Regions from separate parts of the Mus musculus genome. Here region 1 is linked to region 2. A link is a loop called in an ENCODE intact Hi-C map of the cell type or tissue named here. Cell type or tissue: heart. All regions are shown on one strand. Each heading gives the region's core, and the rest is flanking DNA. Links, peaks and the distances in the headings are about the cores only.

What was found. Hi-C counts contacts between places; a loop is a spot of excess contacts. Peaks named below come from ENCODE experiments on the same cell type or tissue, not always from the same donor. Only the 100,000 strongest peaks of a DNase experiment are listed, where the experiment ranks them.
Region 1: it touches region 2 in a loop (2.5-fold over the local background); 5 of 42 quality-filtered maps call a loop at or near these places.

What each region holds. Positions count from the first base shown.
Region 1 is chr11:3,860,087-3,875,452 of GRCm38, reverse strand. Osbp2 (oxysterol binding protein 2) reads left to right here and starts at 11,550. Exons shown (of 14, transcript NM_152818.3): 1 at 11,550-12,220. The coding sequence starts at 11,586. It also overlaps the pseudogene Gm11952. In heart, for the core only: CTCF peaks have their summits at 11,673 and 12,616 (motif pointing left); DNase peaks (open chromatin) are centred at 11,602 and 12,052; H3K4me3 peaks cover 1,337 bases; H3K27ac peaks cover 865 bases; H3K27me3 peaks cover 4,152 bases.
Region 2 is chr11:3,802,288-3,810,287 of GRCm38, reverse strand. All of the region lies in intron 2 of Osbp2 (oxysterol binding protein 2), which reads left to right. It overlaps Gm51880 (a long non-coding RNA gene), which reads right to left and starts at 6,064. Exons shown (of 3, transcript XR_003949627.1): 1 at 5,987-6,064; 2 at 3,989-4,086; 3 at 2,925-3,034. In heart, for the core only: CTCF peaks have their summits at 1,943 (motif pointing left), 4,734 (motif pointing right) and 5,459 (motif pointing right); no DNase peak of the experiment used is centred there.

The DNA of each region.
Region 1 (15,366 bases), core at 7,367-15,366, 58 kb before region 2:
GAGTGATTATTTATTTATTTATTTATTTAATTTCAGGGAGAGCTGGGCACCCTAGGCTTCCTTGCAGATGGGCCTCTGAGGGTTCTAGACTAGCCCCTTGCTCTGAATGCTCTCTGCTTGCTGGTCTACCACCACATAAGCAGCCACTGTTCCCACCCCTCCTGCTGCAACCTGCTCTGCTCTATGCTACCACGATCAACAAAACTGCCCTGGACTGTGAGCCAAATGAACCTTTCCTCTCTCATTCTGTCCCTGCGGGGTGATTTTCTCTCAGTGACAAAACAATCAGCACATTAGTCAAGTAGCTTAAGGCATGCCACTGTAGTGTGTGCAACATACACAGAAGTTTAAGTGTATAGTTCTGCAACACAGGAACGCTTCCCCTCCACTCTGAGACCACTATGTCACCCATTCCAATGCATCTACCTAGAACAGTTCTAAGGTGTTCAAAGTCTTCATAGATTGTCAGGCAAGCTTTAATATGCACGCCTTTAGGGGTATTATGTAGGGGACATCACACGCCTCTTGGTATATCATGTAAACATTATCACAGACTTTCAGGAGCTTATGATCTTCCCACAGATTTCAAGTCATTGACTTTGAGATTTGCACCTTTTAAAGTAGAAATCAAGGCATTTGACAAGGATCTATATTTGTCTCCCATCTTCCTTGAGACCTTCCTCACACATGGAAATGAAAATACAGAAAAAAAAAATGTAAACTCTGAGCGTGCCACAGCAAGGAGAACTACCGAAGGCTGTGGCTACTAGGCTACGTGTTAGGGCAGAAAGCTAAAGGAAGCTAAAGGGGGTTCTCTCTCTCTCTCTCTCTCTCTCTTTCTTTGAAGGTAAAGAGTATTTAATCAGGAATAAACACAAATATTCTGAACCATTTATTTAAAATTCTATTTTGTCTTCAGAAATTACATCAGAAACTTACATCTGTACATACAGAACTCAAAGTTAATTTGTACTTGAGTTTAAAAAGATAAATTAGAGCCAGGCAGTGGTGGCGCACGCCTTTAATCCCAGCACTTGGGAGGCAGAGGCAGGCGGATTTCTGAGTTCAAGGCCAGCCTGGTTTACAGAGTGAGTTGCAGGACAGCCAGGGCTACACAGAGAAACCCTGTCTCAAAAAACAAACAAACAAAAAAATCCTAAAAAGATAAATTAAAGGTAAAGAATATTTAGTATAGTCAGACATATTTACAAATACATCAAACCATTTATTAAGCAGGGTTTCATGGAAGCCTCCTGTCAGGGCATATCCTCTAGTTTTTCAGAGTGGAGAATAAGAATGGGTGCTGTGCTGAGGTGGGGTGTTGCTGTGTTGCTGAGTTTGATCTAAAATTCTGGGCTCAAATGATCCTCCCACTTCCCCTTCTAAAGTGCTGAGGCTACCTTGTGTGTGTCACAAGTGGCTCAGTTAATTTTAGGACAGTCACCAAGGTGGGAATGTATAAGAATTCCTCAGAAATAGTCATCAGAATGACACATTAATTATCATCCAGGTTTTGAATATGTTTCTACTGTGAAATTTCTTCTTTGTCAGTGAATGCTTTTCTGGGCTCATTTCTTTGAAGGGCTGGTGAGCCGTCTGCACATTCAATTCCAGAGCCAAAGCTGACAATGGTTAATTTGCTTTCACCTTCCTTTTGGCTTCTTTATGTTTCTTCCAACATTCCAAAAGGAGACTATCTGTTCAGGCTTCCCAAGAATTTCTGCTAATACTATCTCCCACACCACTCCAGAATAAGTTAGGACCACGAAATCTGTCGTCATTCTCAGAGAAAAGGAAAAACCTAATGGTCTCGTTCTCAGGAGCCGCTCTCCAGGGCTGCCTTCCCACGTTTCACTAGTTTGATTCTATAGGTGGCATCCTTTTCATCTTTAGTGGCTGAATCAAAAAAAAAAAAAAAAAAAAAAGGGAATGTAAAGCCACTGGTCTGCTCAGGCCCACGTGCCAGTGTCACGGCCTCCTGATTTTCCCAGTCCCCTCTCTAGCACCAGCCTCAGTCCTGGGCGCATCTTCTTCCTTTTCATCTGTGTTGCTCATACTTTGGAATATTTCTTTCAAAATCTGTAGCAATGTTATAATACATGTCTTGGGATACCTCAGGCCGCTTCTCTGCTTCTTCCTTTTTCTTCTTCCATTTGGCCTTACTTTCTTTTTCTTTATCTTCTTGTTTTCTTTCATAAATGGCATGGTCATGCTTTGTTGGGTCATAATATACGATATCCTTAAATTTCTTAGCAGCCACTGCTCCTTTGTAGAGTTGTTCACATTGATACTCAAAACACTTTGCACAGCATTCAGGGTTTTCCTTTTTTTTCTGCAGCAAGCTCATCTTCGTTCACTTTATTTTCATTTAGCTCTTTCTGTTTGTCCTCACTGTCATTCTCTAAAAATCTAGAGTCCATGTGGAATCTCTCATCACTTCCAAACCGAGACTGCAGATCTGTACGCTTCTGGCCAGCTCTGCCTAAAGGGGGCTTCATTACCTTTGTTAGGGCTCATTTTTTTTAGGTTTTGAGATGAATTTTGCTATGCAGCTCTTGTTGGTGTAGTACTATTTAGCTAGCCAAGGCTGGCAAAAAACTTACAACAATATTCCTGCCTCAGCCTCCAAAGTGCTAGGAGTACAGGCACAGGCCACCATACCTGACAGATTTTGTTACTTAAACTAGCCTGTGATCCCATATGTATGATGCTCCCGTATTTATGTTCCATCACTGTAATAACATTCCAGAGATGCTGTATTTATGGAGAGAGAAGCTCCCTTTGGCTCTGTCTATTATCAGGTAGGACCATGCCTGGTGGCCTGTGTCAAGGCAACATTTCACAGTGATAATGGCTTGGGGGAGCAAAGTCACTAACCCTAAAGTGGGTAAAGAGTTAAGTTGGTAGATTTCCTTTACCCATTCAAGGGACTTTCCCCAGTGACACAAACCTCCCACCAGGCTTAGAGATCCCACTGCCTCCGAATAACTCCAAACTAAGGAACCAGCCTAAAATACACAGACCTTTGCTATAGCTTCATAAACAAGTTATAGATCTATTATTTTGTCGTATATATCGATGTATGGATATATATATTCACATATATGTAAGTATACATATAAACAACACACATGTATATATTTACATGAATGTATATATGTTTCTACATCCATGTGTGTCATATATACACACATCATATATGTTTATATATATGTATATTTATGATATACATCCACAGATATGAAGTGGGAAATTCTGGTTTCTTTGGAAAGTCAGTTATGACAAATGATGTTTTGCTGGGGCACACAGGTGAAGGGTGTTTTGCTATATGTATAGCAAACACATGAAAGGATGCATGATGTGTAGAAAGAGTATAAATCTGACCCCACAGACAGAGGGGGGCTTGAGCATTGGTTCTCTTTGCTCGGCCTCACTATGCTTCCCTGTGATATGCAGCCGAGGACACACAGGGGTTGGCTCACCTGACACTGCATCGCTGAGCTTCCCTTGTGGTGATGTCATAGAGAGAAACTGGCCACAGAACTTCTTGTGATGTTCCTGCGGCTTCTTCCCACTTCCTCAGACTCAGGTTGGTTAGGGAGCCTCTCCGATTCTTCTGGACTGAACTGCCCTTGCTGATTCGTGCGTGGTATCCGCCAAGCAGACTGGACTGCAGCTGTTGATTCATGTTTGGTGTTTGCTACTGGACTGGACTAAGAACACCGGGGATGGGAGTTACCCCAAAGAACTGTTTCTAAACAGGCACACTTCCCCCTGTATCCTAATAATATTCCTTTCCCACTACATCTGGTGGGTGGTAGATTAGAGGGGAGGTTGAATCATTATTAAAGTAGGATGTAAAAAATATACACCTACACTGGGCAGTGGTGGCGCATGCCTGTAATTCCAGTACTTGGGAGGCAGAGGCAGGCGGATTTCTGAGTTCAAAGCACCTTATAAGTGCCTGGTGCCTGTGGAGGCCAGATAAGGGCATCAGATCCCTTTGGAGTTACAGAAGGTAGTGAGCTGCTGGGAATGGAAACCTGGGTCCTTTTAAAGCTTAGCCTGTACTCTTAACCACTGAGCCTACTCTCCAGCTCCAGTAAAATCCTTTTCTAAAGAAACTGAATTATGGGTTGAGACAGTTCAGTAGGTAAAGTACCTGACTTAGAAGCACAAAGATCTGAGTTTAATTCCCAGAACTCATGTAAGGAGAGCATGTGGTAATTCTAGCCCCTGGGAGAAGGACACAGGCGGACCCCTGTGGCTTGATTGGCCAGCCAGCCTAGTCTACTTGGCAAGTTCCAGGTCATTTAGAGACTTTGTCTCAAAAAATGGTAGATTTGGAGTTGCACCCTGGGTTGTCCTCCAGCTCCTATACGTAGGTGCACACACGTGCATGAGCACACATGTGCATACACAGACAAAAGGAAAAAGGATGCATGCTGGCACACATCTGTAATACAGGCATTGGGAGCAGGGGAGATGTGACAGAGGCAGGAGAGTCCCCAAAAGCTTGCCAGTCAGCTAGAGTAGCCATAGAAAACCAACAAGGAGACCCAGTCTCAAACAAGGCTGAAGGCAAAGAGCGACCCCCGAGCTGTTCTCTGGCCATGGCATGTACATAACCGCATTTACAAGGGTGACTGCCTATATATACATTGTACACACATGCATACACACAAATTAAAAAATAATCACTCTCCAGTCAGACTAACAGAAAAGAGGAGCCCAGGGAGCGGATGAAAGGATGCCTTCGGGCTGGGCAGATGCTTCAGAAAGCAAAATTGTGGCATGCAAACCTGACAGCCAACCAGAGTTCAAGCCCCCAAACCCACAGAAAGGCCAGATGTGGTGCTGTGTATCTGTAACCAAGGTGGAAGGCAGAGACTGGAGAGTTGTCCGGACACTTGAGGAGCAGCTAGCCTGGAATATGTAGCACAGAAGCAAACCCAGTGAGAGACCCTGGCAGGAAGAAGGAACTGATTCCTGAAAGTTGTCCTCTGACAGCCCCACCCCCACCCCCACCCCCGTGTTCCTGCCTCCCACCACACCACATATGTGTCTGCACTCATTCACACTCCAAACTAAAGAGTAATTAATATTTTAAAGAGAGAAAACTTGACTTCCCAGGTGTGGACAGTAGTGAACCCAGGAGATGAGTAATGTGGTAGTTGTTAAGAATGGCCCCCTTAGGCTCACATATGTGAATGCTTAGTCACCAGGGAGCTTTTGATAGGATTAGAAAGATTAGGAGGAGTGGCCTTGTTGGAATAAATGGAGTTATAATTGGGTGCCCACATGCTCTGATGGATCATAGCAGTTTATCTGGGGAGGCCAAGGTGAGGAAGATCTTTTGTTTATTTCCCTTGAGGCTAGCTGTCCTTCAATCGAGATCTTCCTGCCTCTGTCTTCCAAGTGCTAGGGATACAGGTGTGTGCTACCATGCTTAGTAGAATAGAGAATATTTAAAGGAAAAATAAAGGCTACATAAGTTTTTAAAAAAATAAATAGCAATTATCCTTGGCTAGAATAATCAATAAGGATGGTACCAGTCTGAGATAGAATAGGGTGCTGCAGAAATTATTTATGTAAGATTGCAGTTTTAGATGCACCACATAGTAGCTGATATCAGACTTATGTGTACCTCATAGCCTTTGCTTTTTGGCTTTCTACTTCTACTTTGTTTTGCATTTGGCATCTATAACTCCATTTTGATTCTGATGACATTTACACAACAGACAGACATAATAAGTGCAATAATAATTTCATCATGTACATTTTATTAGTCTGATCAGGCTGCCATAGCAAAATACCACAGACTAATGACTTAAAAAACAGAAATTTGGGGACTGGAGAGATGGCTCAGCAGTTAAGAGCATTGATTACTCTTCCAGAGGTCCTGAGTTCAATTCCCAGCAACCACACAGTGGCTTACAACCACATGTAAGGGGATCCGATGCCCTCTTCTGGTGTGCCCGAAGACAGCGATAGTGTACTCACATATATAAAATAAATAATTCTTTTTTAAAAAAAAAAACTGGGGAGAACTGGACCTGGGATCTCGAAAGCAGGAGAGCTGGCCCCACATGGGAGAGTGGGCTCTGTACCTCCCCTGGACAGTAGGGTAGAGCTGGGACTTGTTGCAGGGGTTGCTGGTGAGCAGCTGCAAGGGCAGGAGAGGCAGGCTGACCAGCTCAGAAACCTCTCAGGCCCAGACCCAGGGCTGTGAATTGGCCCACCCCAACATCTACCCCATCATAGTACCTTTTGGTTACTATGAGTTATATTATATGAACATTGGAGTATGACATATGTTTAAGTCTGTGCTCCTAAACTTTTTGACTCTATACCTAGAATTAGGATAGTTGGATCATAGTTTTTAAGGCCTAATACTTGCTAGATAAGTACTATACCACTGAGCTACATCGCCAAACATGCCCTAGACATGTTTTCATTTATTTGTTTATTCTGAGGTAGGTTTTTTTTTTTTTTTTTTTTAGCTCTAGCTGTCCTGGAACTTTCTTAAACATATCTCATACAATTATAGTTCATTACTTCTAGTAAACCACTGAATGTGAATGTGCTTGGGCATGCTTTTAATCCTAGCACATAGGAGGCCGTGACAGAAGAATTGAGATTTTGAGGCTAGCTTGAGCTATAATAGTAAGACTCTGTTTTGATTTTTTTTTTTGGGGGGGGGTGGTTTTGAGATAGGGTTTCTCTGTGTAGCCCTGGCTGTCCTGGAACTCACTTTGTAGACCAGGCTGGCCTTGTGTGGGCTGCTAGAGTACACAAAGGGGCCAGTCCTACAGACCCAAAACCACAGGATCTCCATGACACAGGGTGACAACAGGATATCCTAGAGGAGTCCCAGAGAGGTTCCAGTATTGATAGTGTAGCAAAAGCCAGAAGCCTTATATCAGACCAAGCAAAGAACATTTGCAGGCAAAGAATGTGGACAAAAGGGAATACTGTGGAACCCACTGTGACACACTTCAGCTTCCACAACAAGATTTTTTTTCTTTGTTGGGGGAAGGTTGCTCTCTGTAGGGAGCTTATGAGGAGAAGGGAAGATATGCAGGATTGGGGTTCATGACGTGAAGTTCACAAAGAACCAATAAAAAGTTAAAAAAAAAAAAGGAACCAGAAATTATTTTTACAGTTTTGGAGGCTAGGAAGTCCAAAATCAAGGTGCTGACCTAGAGGGCTTCTAGCGAGCACCCACAGGGGCCGCTTTCTCTCAGTCCTTATATTGTGAAGCTAGAGCAAGCCCTTTGGTGTCTCTTACTGGTTTTGTTTTGTTTGTTTTATGGGCATATATTCTTTTGTTTTGTTTTCTTTTTCTTTTTTGTTTTGTTTTGTTTTTGAGACAGGGTTTCTCTGTGTAACCTTGGCTGTCCTGGAACTCACTTTGTAAGACCAGGCTGGCCTCGAACTCAGAAATCCGCCTGCCTCTGCCTCCCAAGTGCTGGGATTAAAGGCGTGCACCACCACTGCCCGCTGGCATGTGTTCTTTTAATAGGGTCTCACTGTGCTGTTCTGGCTGGCCTGGAACACACAGAGACCTTCTGGCCTCTGCCTTTAGGTGCTGGGATTTAAAGGTGTGTGCCACCATGTCTAGTCTTCTCGTGTCTCCTCTTATAAAAATACAAGTTCTGTTGAATTAGGGTCCCATCATGTATCCTCATTTCACCTCAATTATGTGCTTACTTCAAATACAGTTACACTAAAGGTAAGATAAGAATTTGGGGTTCACACTAGGGAATTCAGCATTTCTTAAACTCTGATCTGTGTTCAGTATCATCCAGCTGTTCCTAAAATATATTTTTATGCTTTGTTTATTTGAGTCAACATCTGAACAAAATTCACATACTGCATCTGGTTAAAATGTCTTTTTAAAATTGCTAATAGTTTCCCAGCTGCGATAGCACATGCTTATAATCCCAGCACTCCAGAGGCTGGGATAGAAGGCTCATGATTTCAAAATCAGCTTGGGCTATGTAGCAAGTCCCAAGCAAGTCTACAGTGAGGCTCTGTCTCAAGGCAGAACAATAACAAAAATTGATAACAATTTATTTCCATAAATTTTTAGATTGTGAATTTATTGAACAAATTGGTTTTTTGGTTGTAGAGTTTCCAGTATTTTCTGAGTAAATTCTCTGTGCACCCACAGGCAAGCAATAAAGACTTTTTTCCAGGTATAAGCATATCCTGCGGGGCTTACCTTGCAACACTATAAGCTCCGAGTAAACTCATCCTTCTCTAAGTTTTATTGCAGCATTAGAAAAGAAACTAAGACAAGCTCCTTGGGATAGTGAGCAAATTTCTCTATCTTAAAATATTTAAAACCAACTTATTTATTATTATGTGTCGTGTGTGAAGATATGTGTCGTGTTCATGTGTGCCACAGCATGTAAGTAGAGGTCAGAGGACAACTTTCCGGAATCAGCTTTCTCTTTACACTTGACTGCACTCAGGTTGTCAGGTTTGTGGGAAGGGCATTTATCCCCTGAGCTGCCTTGCTGGGCCCTGCACTTCTTTTATACTGAGCCACAGAGATACTTGGTAAAATTCAAGTTTAGTGTTTTGCGGTGTGGAGGGAGGTTATAGAGACAATCATAGATGGAGCTCAGTTGTCAAGAGCACTTCCATAAGCCCCGGGTTCTATTCTGAATACTCATAACCATCTGTAAGTCCAGTCCTAGGAGTCTGATGCCCTCTTCTGCCCTCTGCACACGCGTGGTGCAATACATACATGCAGATAAAACAGCCATACAACATAAAAAAATAAATACATACATAAAATTCAGAAAAATAATCATAGATGGTACTGTTTCGCTCTGGCTCTTAGCAGGCTACACGTACTATTCTGTGACTCTCCTCTGTTGTTAAGATCGATGAACACATTCAATTCATGTCACCTGGATACGTAATGACATTCTCCATGACCTGTCTCTTAGTAGCTACAGGTTATATTTATTTGCCTTGATTCATTATTCACAAGGAGCTGCCCAAAGGTGATGATTGGTTCGAATTCCATTGTTCTCTTTATAGTTATCGGACAATGCTTTGGTTAGTATGAGATTAGTTTTACAACAAAGGTAACTTATCAGTTTTCAGAATAATGACGAAGTAACTCCAAAGTGAGTTATTTGTTTTTAAATAACTTTAGGGATTTGTGGGCTTAATGATGGCTTTACAGCCCATCACAATAGTGATTATTCTTACTGATGCTCAAATTGTTTCATTTGGATTATAAGTGGTACCTCTTTCCAGCCTAGCAAGGCTGGCTGTGACCTCCCGCCACTGCTTAGCGGAGCCACCTGCTGTGCTGCTCCTTTGATGTGCCATTACCTGCCCGAGGCCCAACCTGCCTGAGGCCGAACCGGTTCTCTTCCAAGACTTTCCGGAGTTAGCACCGAACTTTGATCTTCATCTTCGAAAGTTCCCACTAAAAAGCTGACCTATCTACTTCTAAGGAACTTGCTTGGCCAGGGACGGGCCTCCCTTTTTCTTTATAAAGCGTGTTTGCTGACATTAAAATTGAACCTTGAGCCGAGCCTTGTCTTGGTTCCGTCCTTATCTCGCGCAGCCTAGCCCCTCTTCTCTTCCAGGTTTCCAAAGTGCCTTTCCAGGCTAGAACCCAGACCTGTGATCTGCTAGCCGGACACAACATATAAGGTCATGTTTAAATTGACTCCTGAGTTCTTTGGATAAAACATGTTAACACAGTAGTCCTGAATGACTCTTTGCTTCTGACTATGACAAGATCTTCCAGATAAGTTCATCTATTCTTTCCTCCTTTTATTTATTTATTTTTTAAATGTGCATGGCTGTTTTGCCTTCCCATAGATGCCCATACACCACATTTGTGCCTGTAGAGGCCATAAAAGGGCATTGGCTCCCTGGGACTGGAGTTGTAGATGGTGTGAGCTGCAGTGTGAGTTCTGGGACCTGAATCCCAGGTCCTTAGCAAGACTGGCCATCGCTCCTGCTCCGGGTGGCTCTGTCTATCTTGTGCATTTCCTGCTCCAGACTTGGAGTTGACATTTCTTTGGGAAAGATCAGAGATTTTAAAGTTTTTCTTTTTTTTTGTCCAGAATATTAAGAGTGAAAGCTCTGGGCCAGGTATAATGGCTCACGTCTGTAATCCCAGAACTCTGGTTCTAAGAAACAAACATTTCCAGATGGAGACCAGCCTGGACTACATATAAAGACTCTGTTTCAACACACTTTATTTTAAAAGATTTATTTATTTTATCTTATGTTTATGAGTATACTGTAGCTATACAGATGATTGTGAGCCTTCATGTGGTTTCTGTTCTGGGAATTGAATTCAGGACCTCTGTTCACTCAGGCACAAAGATTTATTTATTGTTATATGTAAGTACACTCTAGCTGTCTTCAGACACACCAGAGGAGGGCATCAGATCTCACTACAGATGGTTGTGAGCCACCATATGGTTGCTGGGAATTGAACTCAGGACCTTTGGAAGAGCAGTCAGTGCTCTTACCCACTGAGCCATCTCACCTCCTTCCCCCCCCCCCCCACTTTAAAAATGAAAATAAATTTCCCTTGTTTCTAGAAGCTTTGGTTTCTCTAGGATAAAGGGCATTCCTTGTGGTGGGGTGTGGGGCAGCTGTTCTGTGTCCTGCCCTCCTCTTGACAAAACACTGAGCTATTAGCTATTTGCCAGACAAGCTGTTCTCCCTGGTTTGGGTCTTTGTACACAGCGGTTTCTCCTTGAAGGTCTTTCTTGTTTCTCTAACTCTGTAGACCTTGTCTCTTCTGTGACTCTTGCCCAAATTTGGTAGAACTAATGACAGGCCTGTCATCTTAGGTAGCTTGGCAATTTGTTTCAGGAGTCGAAACATCTCGTTAAGAATTTATTAGTTAGCTTCCTTCCCTGAGGGCTGCACACACATCTGACACGTGCATGCACAGTGGCTGCTTCCCAAGCTTGTCAACCTTGCTCTCATCTCCTGCTCTGGTCGCTGACAAAATGTACCACAGAACTCTCTAGTTAATAACTCAATGATGCTCTCGGAGCATCTACTCTGCCAAATGTGCCTCATATGCACCATCTTATTACAGCCTTTGAAGGAGGTATTATCTTCATTGTATAGATGAGCCAACAGAAGTTTGTGGAGTGGCTACAGTTCCCACAACTAGGGAGAGGGCCTAGGCTGGATTTCCTCAGGTCGGACTCCCAGGGTTTGAGATTTGCTGTCCACGACCCACCCATTGCTCAGAGTTGCGTGGCGAGCGCACCGCGTGGCTTTCATTCACCATTGTTCTCCCAGCGCCTGGCACAGGAGGGACAGCAGCCTGAAGCGTGAAGTGCCTTCCACGTCGTCTGCCTAACTCTTGGCCCACGGGGTTCCTTCCACCTTAGCCAGAGCGGCGGAGGGACCCACGCGCACCCGATCTCTGTCGCTCACGTGAGGGCTCCACCCATCCCGTCCACTCCTCCACCAACCCCGCCCGGCTCCGCCCCGCCACTCCCTCCGAACAGGCCCCACCCACTCCCGCCCCGCCCCGCCCCCACTCCGCGCTCCGCCGAGCTCGGGTCCACAGCTCTATGGGGAAAGCGGCCGCTCTGAGCCGAGGCGGCGGCTGCGCTGGCCGCTCCCGCGGGCTCTCGTCGCTGTTCACGGTTGTGCCCTGCTTGTCCTGCCACACGGCGGCGCCGGGCATGAACTCATCCGCGTTCGGCTCAGGACCAGCGTCAAAGCCTCAGCTCCAGCCTGTGCAGGCACCAGAGCGGGAGTTGCTGTCGAAACAGGTGTGCCAGCCAATTTCTGAGCCGGCGTCGAGATCCGAACCTGGGTCCCAGACGACGTCTGTGCCAAGGCCTTCAGGGGTTGGGCAGGAATCGGAACTACAGGGCTTGTGGCCGGGGTCAGAGAACGGCACAAGGTCTGTGTCCATCATCAAAGCTTCGCCAGAGCTGGCAATGCCGTCCCCGCTGCAGTCAACAGTAGGGAGTTTGCCCGTCACCAAACCCGAGTCCAAGCTGGTGCCAAAGACCCAGTCTTTTCTGCGACAAGGACAGGCGAAGATTTCTGTCGGGACTCCGGTGTCAGGGATTGGTGTCCAAATGGTCTCACCACCTCTGGACAGCTACAAGGGTTGGCTCCTCAAGTGGACTAACTACCTGAAGGGCTACCAGCGCCGTTGGTTCGTGCTCGGCAATGGCCTGCTGTCCTACTACAGGTACGGAAGTACCGAGGTAGGACATCTGTGGTTGGAGGGTGGTGGTGGCCGGCCTCGACTGTGGGGTGGGTGTCACCATAACCCTTCTGAGATGTTTGCATGAACTTCTGTAGAAGTAATGCCTGTCAACTGCCAAGGGAAGACGTGACCTGTGGACATGGCCTCTGGCAAGCTTGAGTTTAAAAGGATGAGTGGGGAGATGGGTGGAGTAGGTCTTTTGTTCCCCTCCTGTTTTTGGTGGTCATGGAACCAGGGGCTGCGTCTGGTTCACTGTGTTCATGGAGGGAGGCAGCTAGTGAACCCCTCTCTTGGGAAGGACTGTGGGTCCCACCTCCCGTGGTTACTTCATTTGTTTCCTACCTTTGCTGACACCTGCTGGTGGCCAGGCCTTGGGCTGGGACTCGCTGACCCACAGATAGAGCAGACATAGTGTGTACCCCCTGGGACCCCAAGTTGACATTTTGCAGCAGATAATGCTTTCCTGTTCCCTTGCTTATTCCAGAAGTAGCTTGGGTTTCGGAGCTGCAGTAGAGACAGAGCTGGCACGACCTCCTGCTAAAGCTGGACTTCCTTCCCTTTCTCACTAGCTGTTTCCTGGGATTGCAAGCTTTGAGATCTCAGGCCGCTCTAGATGAGAGCTTCTCAAACTAAGTGGGGTTGCTGCAGCAGTGTCTAGGTCTCCCGCTGAATCCCTCCTGAGATAGGCCTGAGGAAAGCACCCGAGGGATGGCTTTTCTAAAAGTTTCCGTGTGAGGACTGTGAGGCTGGTTCAGAGTCAACTCTTCAAGAAGGCCTTCTTCACTGTTAGACAGATTTTCCCACCATGTTGTTGGCCAAAGCTTGGGTTTCCTCCGCTAATAGTACTTCAGGTTCTGCTGAGCCCTTTGGAGACAAGGCGCCTGGTGCAGAGGCTTGCTAAGTGTGGTATGGCTGAGAATATTCGTGCTCCACTGGTTAAATGTGACCCTTGCACCAAGTTGAGAGTCAGGGGCCTTGTTCCCTTTCAGGTGGAGGAGAAGCCAAAATGAGTCTGAGTTGCCCTACTCACGTAGTGTCTCAGCTGTGACCCAGAACACAGGGTTAGCACACCAAGCAAGCAATAGGAGACCCTACCCAGATGGCGGTTTTAATCTATATTAACATACACTCCAGCTAGGCAACGCTCCTATCCAGCTATGCAATGACAAGGACTTTTTTGTGATTTGCTGAGTTATTTTTCATTTGGAGGCAAGGGGGCATAGCGTCAGCTGTGGTCATGAACTTCATTCTCTGTTACACTCATTCATTTCATCCCACTGGCCGCGGTGTGAGGTAGGCTCCCATGTCATTGTATTTCACAAGGGAGTATTTTGAGGCTGGAGAGGAGGAGGAAGCTTTGTCATCTGGTCACCTGCCCAGGGCCTGCAGCTCTTCAGTGATCTCACCTCTTTATGCTCCAGAACACTTTTCATAAAAGTGGTATTTCTTAGTACTCAAGCTTCCAGAGGAGTCTGCTCTTTGTGCCTCAGTTTCTCCAGTGCTGGAATTACAAGTCTGTGCCACTATCTCTGGATTCCCATCCACACTTCTGATCTAAATCCCATTTTTCAGTCCGAGCATGACCATCCTGCCACTGGGCTCAAGGCCTGAGCCCCTTCCAGACCTGTGGCTCATGATCCTGTCAGTAGCAGGACACTCTCCTAAGTGCTCCACTGTAGCCTGTGTGCCTCTGTGTGTGTGTGGTGTCCCCTTAGCCTCCTTCACAATCCTGCATTTCTGTTTGTATTCAATAGCTCCTGTCTCAGTAGTTCCTCACAGGACAAGATCAGGTCACAGTGTCTGAGATAATTTTCTTACCTACGACCTCTTTCCCTTAGGGCTGTGAGGGGCAAGGTCCTCTGATGTGGCTGAGAAAGAAACAGAGCATCTCTCTTGCAAGTTTCTCTTGGGTGTGGTGGTCCATTCCTTACTCCCAGTGTCTGGGAGGCAGAGGCAGGTAGATCTTTGTGGGTTCAAGGCCAACCTGATCTATGTAACAAGTTCTAGGCTAGCCAGGGCTACATAATGAGACTGTGTCTCAGAAGAATAAAACCAAATAAAAAAAAAAAAGGTAAAACTCTTAACTAGGTAAAGCTGAGTGGTGGCAGAAAATATGGGATCATCTTTTTCTTTCTTTGAATAACAGAAACATTTTACTAAGGCACGAGGCCTTTAGAAATGTATTCCAGACAAGCTGTATAAAATGGTTGTCAGGAATGTTTGTTCGAAGTCAGGAAAGGCATCTTTGGCATCAAACCACATTAGTTGTGAGGTTGTGATTTTTTGTTGTTGTTGTGTTGTTTTTGTTTGTTTTGTTTTGTTTTGAGACAGGGTTTCTCTGTGTAGCCCTGGCTGTCTTGGAACTCACTTTGTAGACCAGGCTGGCCTCGAACTCAGAAATCCACCTGCCTCTGCCTCCCAAGTGCTGGGATTAAAGGTGTGCACCACCACAGCCTGGCTGAGGTTGTGATTTTTAACATACTTGTTATGGTTCAGCCAGTTGAGCTTATTCATATACACATCTAAATAGAGATGGACTTGGCTGAAGAACATATTTTAAAGAACTAATTAGCTGTTGTTTATTTATTTACTGGGCGAAGGGGAAGGCGTGCCAGGCCTGACACCCACGTGGAGGTCAGAGGATGACTTTCAGGAGTAAATTCTCTCCTTTCACCGTGTGGTTTCACCCTATTGACCTCAGGCCACCAGCCTTGGCAGCAGGTACCTTTTCTGACTCAATCATATCTCTGGCCCTGTTTAGCTACTTTTTTTTAAAAATTGTATTTTTAGATTAACTTAATTTTTATGTTTTACCTGTATGTATGCCCACATAGCACATGCTTGCCTGGTACTCTTAGAGGTCCAAAGAAGGCATTGGATCTCTTGGAGCAGGAATTCCAAATGATTGTGTACCACTCTGAGGGTCCTGGGACTCATCCTCGGGCCTTGTGCAGTAGCTGTCATTACAGCGGTGCTCCTACCACTGCTATGAGACCCTCACATGAAAGGAGAGGGGAAACGGCCCACGAATTTAAAACAAAACCAACCTCTCTCTAAAGATGTGAAATAGAAATACCCACACTCCTCCCATTGTCCCTGACAACTACCTTTATTCTGAGTGCTTTGTA
Region 2 (8,000 bases), core at 1-8,000:
AAGATGTCATGCCCCTGTGGGGTCATGGACCCACCTGTAAGCTGTCATGCCCCTGTGGGGTCACGGACCCACCTGTAACCTGTCATGCCCCTGTGGGGTCACAGACCCACCTGTAAGCTGTCATGCCCCTGTGGGGTCATGGACCCACCTGTAAGCTGTCATGCCCCTGTGGGGTCACAGACCCACCTGTAAGCTGTCATGCCCCTGTGGGGTCATGGACCCATCTGTAAGCTGTCATGCCCCTGTGGGGTCATGGACCCACCTGTAACCTGTCATGCCCCTGTGGGGTCACGGACCCACCTGTAAGATGTCATGCCCCTGTGGGGTCACGGACCCACCTGTAAGCTGTCATGCCCCTGTGGGGTCACAGATCCACCTGTAACCTGTCATTCCCCTGTGGGGTCACGGACCCACCTGTAACCTGTCATGCCCCTGTGGGGTCACGGACCCACCTGTAACCTGTCATGCCCCTGTGGGGTCACGGACCCACCTGTAACCTGTCATGCCCCTGTGGGGTCACGGACCCACCTGTAACCTGTCATGCCCCTGTGGGGTCACGGACCCACCTGTAACCTGTTATGCCCCTGTGGGGTCACAGACCCACCTGTAACCTGTCATGCCCCTGTGGGGTCACGGACCCACCTGTAACCTGTCATGCCCCTGTGGGGTCACGGACCCACCTGTAACCTGTCATGCCCCTGTGGGGTCACGGACCCACCTGTAACCTGTCATGCCCCTGTGGGGTCACGGACCCACCTGTAACCTGTCATGCCCCTGTGGGGTCACGGACCCACCTGTAAGCTGTCATGCCCCTGTGGGGTCACGGACCCACCTGTAACCTGTTATGCCCCTGTGGGGTCACGGACCCACCTGTAACCTGTCATGCCCCTGTGGGGTCACGGACCCACCTGTAACCTGTCATGCCCCTGTGGGGTCATGGACCCACCTGTAAGCTGTCATGCTCAGGCTGAGGGCACTCATGGCTGCCACTCATGGCGTCTCTTCTTGGAGCAGCACCTGCCCTCCCCTGAAACCTGCCTTTCAGACTCAGGCGTTTGCTGGCTACAGCTTCCCGACCGCCTTGTGACACTGTCCCTCTCATCTGCCTTCGGGTTCATGAAGAATTGTGTCCTTTGACCCCTCTGCCTTCTTCCCAAGCTCTGGAATTACGGATGCTTGCCACAAGGCCTGGCTTGTGCTTACCACAGTTTTATTGATTTTAAATTGAATTCTCTTTGCCTTCTTTGCTGGGTGATGACTGCTCCTAGGCCACCTCACCCCCGTGGCACAAGGCTATCTAGCCAGTATCCACACATCTCTTAGTCTCTTGACCCCTCAGCATATACAATTGCCAGACTCCACAGACTGGGATCAGCCCACTGATGACCTATGGAGGTCTATCCTGCTGGATTAGTGTCTATACCTGGGTTGGTAGGTCATGATGTAACATGGAGTGCCCAACCTTCTGACACTGGTCATCTACAAATGCCTCAGGCTGAATTCATAGCTGTTATGAGATGTGTGTGTTCCACGGGCCACAGGTTGCACCTGCCTGGGCCTAAATATTCCCATTCCCACCCCACTTGGCAATGCCAGGCCCACGGGGTCAGGGAGCAGAGAGAATGTAGGACTATGGGCAGCTAGCGGATGGTGAAGGAGGTCTCAGATGATATGTCAGAGGACCTCCCCTCTGGCTGGAGGTAGACAAGGCCACATGTCACAAGAGGCCAGAGCTTGTCTGGATCTTGGCAAGGTGGTCTTTTCCTAGTTTCATATTTTCAAGCTCTCTCTTAGGCCTGTCTTAGAAACAGCATGTGTCAAACAGTGAAGCAATTCCTGGTCCCACAATGAGGAGTGGGCAACCCCAGGACTTGCTTGCTAAGAAGCATTCTCCGATGTGGAAAACCTTATATCATGTCCACAGCTGCCATCTGGTGGCTGGCTGGACTTTGGGAGGGCGTGCTGGGCCTGGCAAAGCCATGCTCACCTGCCTGCCTTTTTAAGGTTGGTCCCATAAGGTCGTCAGGATACAGAAGAGCCCAGGCAAAATAAGGAACCCCTGCAGGTAGCAAATGGTCAGTTATGCACACTGCCTGAGTTTGATGTGGCTCATCTTTCCATATTGTCACACATCTGTGCCTCTTCTGAATTTACTCTCTGCTTATCAGCCCTTGTGGCTGACAGGGTCCTTGGACACTGGGCTGTCCTCACACACAATGCCTTATCCCTTTGTCAACACATCTTGGCATCTTCAGCCACGCCCCAGACTGAACCATCTGGCATGAGTCCACCTGTGGGCTCTGTGGCTCCAATTTAGTTACTTCAGTGTTAGCACTGGCCCATGGCAGTCGCCTTATTGTACCCCTTGATGCTGGTGGACTCCTTTCTTTGTTTTGTTTTGCTTTGCTTTGCTTTATTTGATACAGGGTCTTCGTGTGTGTAGTCCTGGCTGCCTGGAACCCACTGTGTAGACCAGGCTGGCCTTGAGTGCAGAGATCCGCCTGCCTCTGCCTCCTGAGTGCTGGGATTAAAGGTGTGCACCACCGCACCTGACCTTGGAAGTTGCTGTCTCTTTTTTCCCTGTTCCACCTGTCCCTGTGGTTGCTCCATTGGCTCCTGCTTCAGGGAGGTTCCTGTTTGCTTGCCTGGTTGTCTAGCATCCTCACACCTGCTTGGCTGTCTCCTAACCATGGGCAGCCTTGGGTAACCATAGGCCTAGGCTCACATCCCACTGTTCCTACGTTTCCTCACCTGTAAATCTGAAGGTTGTCTAAAAGAATAAACAAAACTGTGTCACACAGAGCACCCGTGACCCTGTGCTTGCTTTGAAAATTAAGCAGCCACAAGGCCAGAATTTGAGGTAGCATCAAACAGGTGGTAATTTAGGGAATTTTTCCTTCCAGAATCTTGTAGACTGTGGGGGAGACTGTCCAGGTCAGGTCCAGGGAGCAGGAAGTGTACAGGCTGTGTCAGTGTAGGCAGCAGGGGTACAAAACTTCAGAAATTTTGCCCCATAGTAGGAAGTTCTATGCTCCTAAAAGGTGAGCAAATTTCCATTGTGTTTCTCTCTCTCCCTCTATTCCTCCCTCCCTTCCCCTCCCTCCCTCCCTTCCTCCCTCCCTCCCTTCCTCCCTCCCTCCCTCTCTCCCTCCCTCCCTTCCTTTCATCCTCTCTGTTTGGCAATAAAGTGATAGGCAGTGTATAAAGCTCTGGAGTTTGCCCAAAAGACTGAAAAGGGATTTTATTGAGCTAGAAAATACCAGTTGAGAGGAAGAGAGGGAGGGAGGGAGGGAGGGAGGGAAAGAGAGAGAGAGAGAGAGAGAGAGAGAGAGAGAGAGAGAGAGAGAGAGAGAGAACAAGAACAGATGCATATTTGGTAAAATGACCCCAATAAGTCTTTATAGGGCCAAGCATGGTAGTGCATGCCTATAATCCCAGCACTCATGAGACTGAGGCAGGAGGATGGACAGTCAGGGCAAGCATGGACTACACGGTGAAATCTGTCTCAGAAAAACATTAAATTGCTTATGAACTCTGGGAACTCGTCCAGCTATCTTATGCCTAGGCAACTTAACTAGTAAATTCTATAAAACATTTGTAAAATAAACAATACTATGTACACACATTGTCTTCTAGAAAACATGGAGAGATTCCCAGGCCATTGTATAAAGACGGTGTTGCCTTGATACAAAACCAGACAAATGGTACAGGAGAACTGCAGCTCAATGTCTGTTGTGAACATAGTTTTTAAAAATCTTCAAAATATTAGCAGTCAGAGTCTAGAAAAATATAAATAGGACAATTCACCATGGTCAAGACAGACTTGTGCCAGGAGTGCAACGTAATGTCAGCATTTAAAGATGGGTCTAAGTGAGCACTTGACACAACCCTGTTAGCTCACTCATCAGGACTCAATACCATGTCTGTTGAAAGCTCGGTAAATTAGGAATCACCTCCATTGCATTAAGGGCAACTTCCAAAAGCCCACCTCACACTGTGGATGCTGGGTGCTTCTTGGAGATGTGCAGAGAAAACTCAGAGCTGTCCACTCTTGCCCAGACTCTCGCCTCTCACTGATGATCATAGCTAGCAAAGTAAGCAAGGGAAGGGCAGGGAAGGGCGGGGAAGGGCGGGGAAGGGCGGCAAAGGCACCCGATCAGAACGGGAGGAATAGACCATCTCTGTTTGCAAACTACACAATAGAGCTGTAGGGAAAAAATCCTTAAGTGTCAGCAACGTGTCATTCTGTGTCATTTCCTTGCTTGTTTGATTTTTAGGTTGTTAAGTTGGTCATGGGGGCACACACCTATACCACACTTGGGGAAGTGGAGGCAGGAAGATAGAGAATTAGAGACCAGCTTGGGCTCCTTTATTGGGTTACAGACCAGCATGGGACCAAGAGCAAACCCTAGTTTAACAAGCTTCCCCACGTAGGATGGCTGGACTAAGTCACCCACAGTGTCCCATTTTAGCAAATTGTATTTTGTGTGTGTTGTGTATGTAGAATTCAAACACTAGCTTTCACCAGACATGGTATTGAATTCTGTCGAGTTGACATGGCTGTGTCATTTTTGACATGTAGGGTGTTAGCACAGTGGTAACTTTTTATCAGCCTGCACTTAATCCTGTCCTGGGCAGTGTGACACCTGGTCTTCTTGGGGTCTCTGCCCCAATCCTCCTGGTCTGCAGGCAAACCACCTGGTGAGCAAATAAGACTATCCCTTAAGTTAACACAAGGGGGCGCTAGAGGATGGCTCCTGCACTTGCCTTCCTTCTAAATGGATAGCAACATTGTTCAGTGCTTTTGATCTCATTTTTAGATCATCTTCAGATCTGTCTCACAGGGTGAGGGGATGTCTGGAAAACTATAAGACCCGAGCACAGGGCCAGCCACCTTCTTGTCTGGGACTTTACTTCTAGGGGGCTAGTCCGGTTCTAGGGTTTTCTTTTTCCTGCCTTATACCCTGTTAGCATTCCTGTCACAGCTCTGAGATCACGGCCTATTCTGATGTCATAGTCTAGTGTCAGAATGTTCTCATCAGCCTAGCTTCTGCCACTAGAGAGAGCAGGCAGGCAGCTGGGCAGGGCTGGGGCAGGGGTGGCTGGTGGCCCTGGGGGCCTACCCTAAGGAACATCTGCCAGCCTATCACCCTAAGATGAACATCCTCTAAAAAGGTAAGGCTCGGAAAGCTTTCTTCCTGTCGGGGATGGTGCCAAGGTGGGGAGTGTGGGGTCGGCATGGCTTTGTAAACACCACTCTTGGAACTTTCAGTCTGTGTCCTAAGTGGCTAGCACACATGACACTTCTCCCCTTGTACATGAGGAATGGCTTTCTGAAATGTGGTGTCTCCCTCCCTCCATTTATTTTCATTCCTATTTTATGTGTGTGGGTGTTTTGACGCCATGTCTGTGCACTATGTGTATGCAGTATCTTCGGAGGCCAGAAGAGGGCACCAGATCCCCTGGGAATGGAGTTACAGGTGGTTATAAGCCACCCTGTGGGTGCTGGGACTAGAACCTGGGGTCTTCTAGAAGAGCAGCCAGTGCTCTTAGCTGATAAACCAGATCTCCAGCCCCTTCAGTTTCTTTTGAGACAAGGACAGGCTGTGCAGCTCATGCTGGCCTGGGACTTACTGTGTGTAATAACCCAGGCTGGCTTCAGATTCGGAATCCTGTCTCAGCCTCCTGAGTGCTGGGAGTCATGTGTGCCAAGAGGGGGACGGATCTGCAGCTGGAGAACTGAAGGTTTCTGGGTTGTGATTAAATCAATCACAGGACGGGCTGGGAACAGATATAATTCTGGAACACTCTTAGCAGAGAAGACCTTGAGCAGCGTCTCATAGGAAGTTGTCGTTGACTTGAAAGCAACAGGTGTGAGGGGGCTGTAGAACCTTGGGGATGGGATTGTCAAGCCTTTTCTTTAGTTGTTGTGGAGAATTAAGACATAAACTGAGGGACCTATGTATACTCATCACACAGACACTACCTGTCCGGAAGTCACAGCCAGTCTTGTCTGGAAGCTTCCCATGGTTCAGGCATACATCGGCCACTCCATCCCCCGACCCTGGGGATTGTACCTAGTGCCTTATGCATACTAGGCAAGCCCCTCCCCCCTTTACATTTTGAGACAAGGTTTTGTGATGTTGCCCAGGCTAGCTTTGAACTTCACTCCCAAAGTAGCCAGAATTGCAGGCCTATGGCACTAGGCCCAACTCATCCATGTAACTTTAAAGGAGAAGGATTTGGTTTTGTTCTTATCAAAACATGACACCCATATCTATAAAATCTACACTGGAAGGTGGTTTGCTTAAAGGAGCCAAGTTTTTTTCCTGAGTCCCGCAGTGTGTAAGGGAGGTAGAAGTGGGGGTACAGAGAGCTGAGAAAAGACCCAGTGTTGGCTTCCAGCGGAGGAACTGGCTTCTGGGCAGGCCCGGGGAAGGTAAGAAATCTTGCTGGGAAGATTTCGGATCTTCTCAGAGAAGGGGGCCCCAGGCACAGCCTCCCGAGGGCTTAGCCTTGGTGGCTGGGGAGAACTTGGTGGGGCTGTGGCTGAGTGGAAGAGCTGCTGACCCAAAGCAGCACAGAAGGCCTGCCAATATGTAGGGAGGCAAATGGATTGCTTTAGGTACGACCCTCTGACCCACACAGGTGGCTGGGGCTTGCTGAGGGGCCCACATAAATCAGTGCTGCCTGAAAGAGGCTCGGGGCGACCAGAGCTCAGATAGATGCGATGCATCAAAGGTGGAGATGGTCTGTCCTCAGAAACTTAGTTGGCTTTTCCCAGCGTGGGTGGCAGGAAGCAGACATTCTGACCTGGGCTCGCATCTCAGGGCCTCAGCTGAGCCCAGCAGGATAGAAGCAGGCATTTTGGGAAGCGGAAGCCACTGCCTCAGAAAGACCTTCTCACCCTTACAGTGACGTGAGCATCATTTTCCTGACTGGCCAGCTGCCTTGATTACTAACGACTTCCTTGTAGCATAAAAGAACTCGGGCCTTTATAATTAACAAGTCAGACAGACCCATGCATTGTTGTCATTAGCTACCAGACTGTCACACTTGGCCGTAGCCCGAAGTGAGTGACACTTGAGCTGCAGCCCTTCCCTGGTGCCGTCTGCATCCACTTTGTCTATCTGGGCTAGTGATACACTCCCAAAGGTCAGGGCTGCCATCTACACAGCACAAAGCCGGTGCATTGCCTGGTGGCATGAACAGGTGTGGTCTAACTAGAAAGTGTAAAATTTGGGACTTTACCCTTGAATTTCTACAAGACTTTAGACAAGGCCCTCAGCTCATTAAGCCTCCATTGTCTTTCCCACCAGTGGGAAACCAAGGAAAAATATCTACATCTCAAGATGGCTTTGAGGGCAAATAGCAGCAAGAGAGACAGTAAGACAGAAACTCAAAACAACCAGGCAAGAGAAGGCCACGAGGGGCTGCTGGGAAACTCAGTCATTGCCCACACTCTCATGGACTCCTCGGCTGACCATAGATTTGAGTGAGATATATGTTGGTCCAATGCAGATGGGAGACAGATGATTGGAAATGGCTTCAGAGAGAGAGATGTCTGTACGTGTCCATGTCCTTGTGTGTGTGTGTGTGTGTGTGTGTGTATGTGTGTGTGTGTGTGTGTGTGTGTGTGTGTTGGTGTTGGGAACAATATCCCAGGCAGTGTGCTTTAAAACCAGAGATGTTATGCACAGTGTAGGGAGAGTGTCCCTGGAGGATTGTACAGACAGTGATTCTTAATTCCACTTCTATTGCTGGTCTCTCCCGGGGTCCCTCTGTGTCTTTGTCCTCTGCAGACTGGCTTCCTTGTTATGCTACAGCTTTGCTGTATGGGGTGGCCTGGCTGACCCTGGCTGTACCTGGGCTTTTGACTCCTGTACCCAGCCTCAGATTTATCCACAACAGTGGCAAAACCTCTCCAAGCAGGTTGCCAGCTTTGATCTGAGGGTCACCTGAGTGTGTCATAAAAGCCCTGCCCTTTGTCCTAGGTCCCG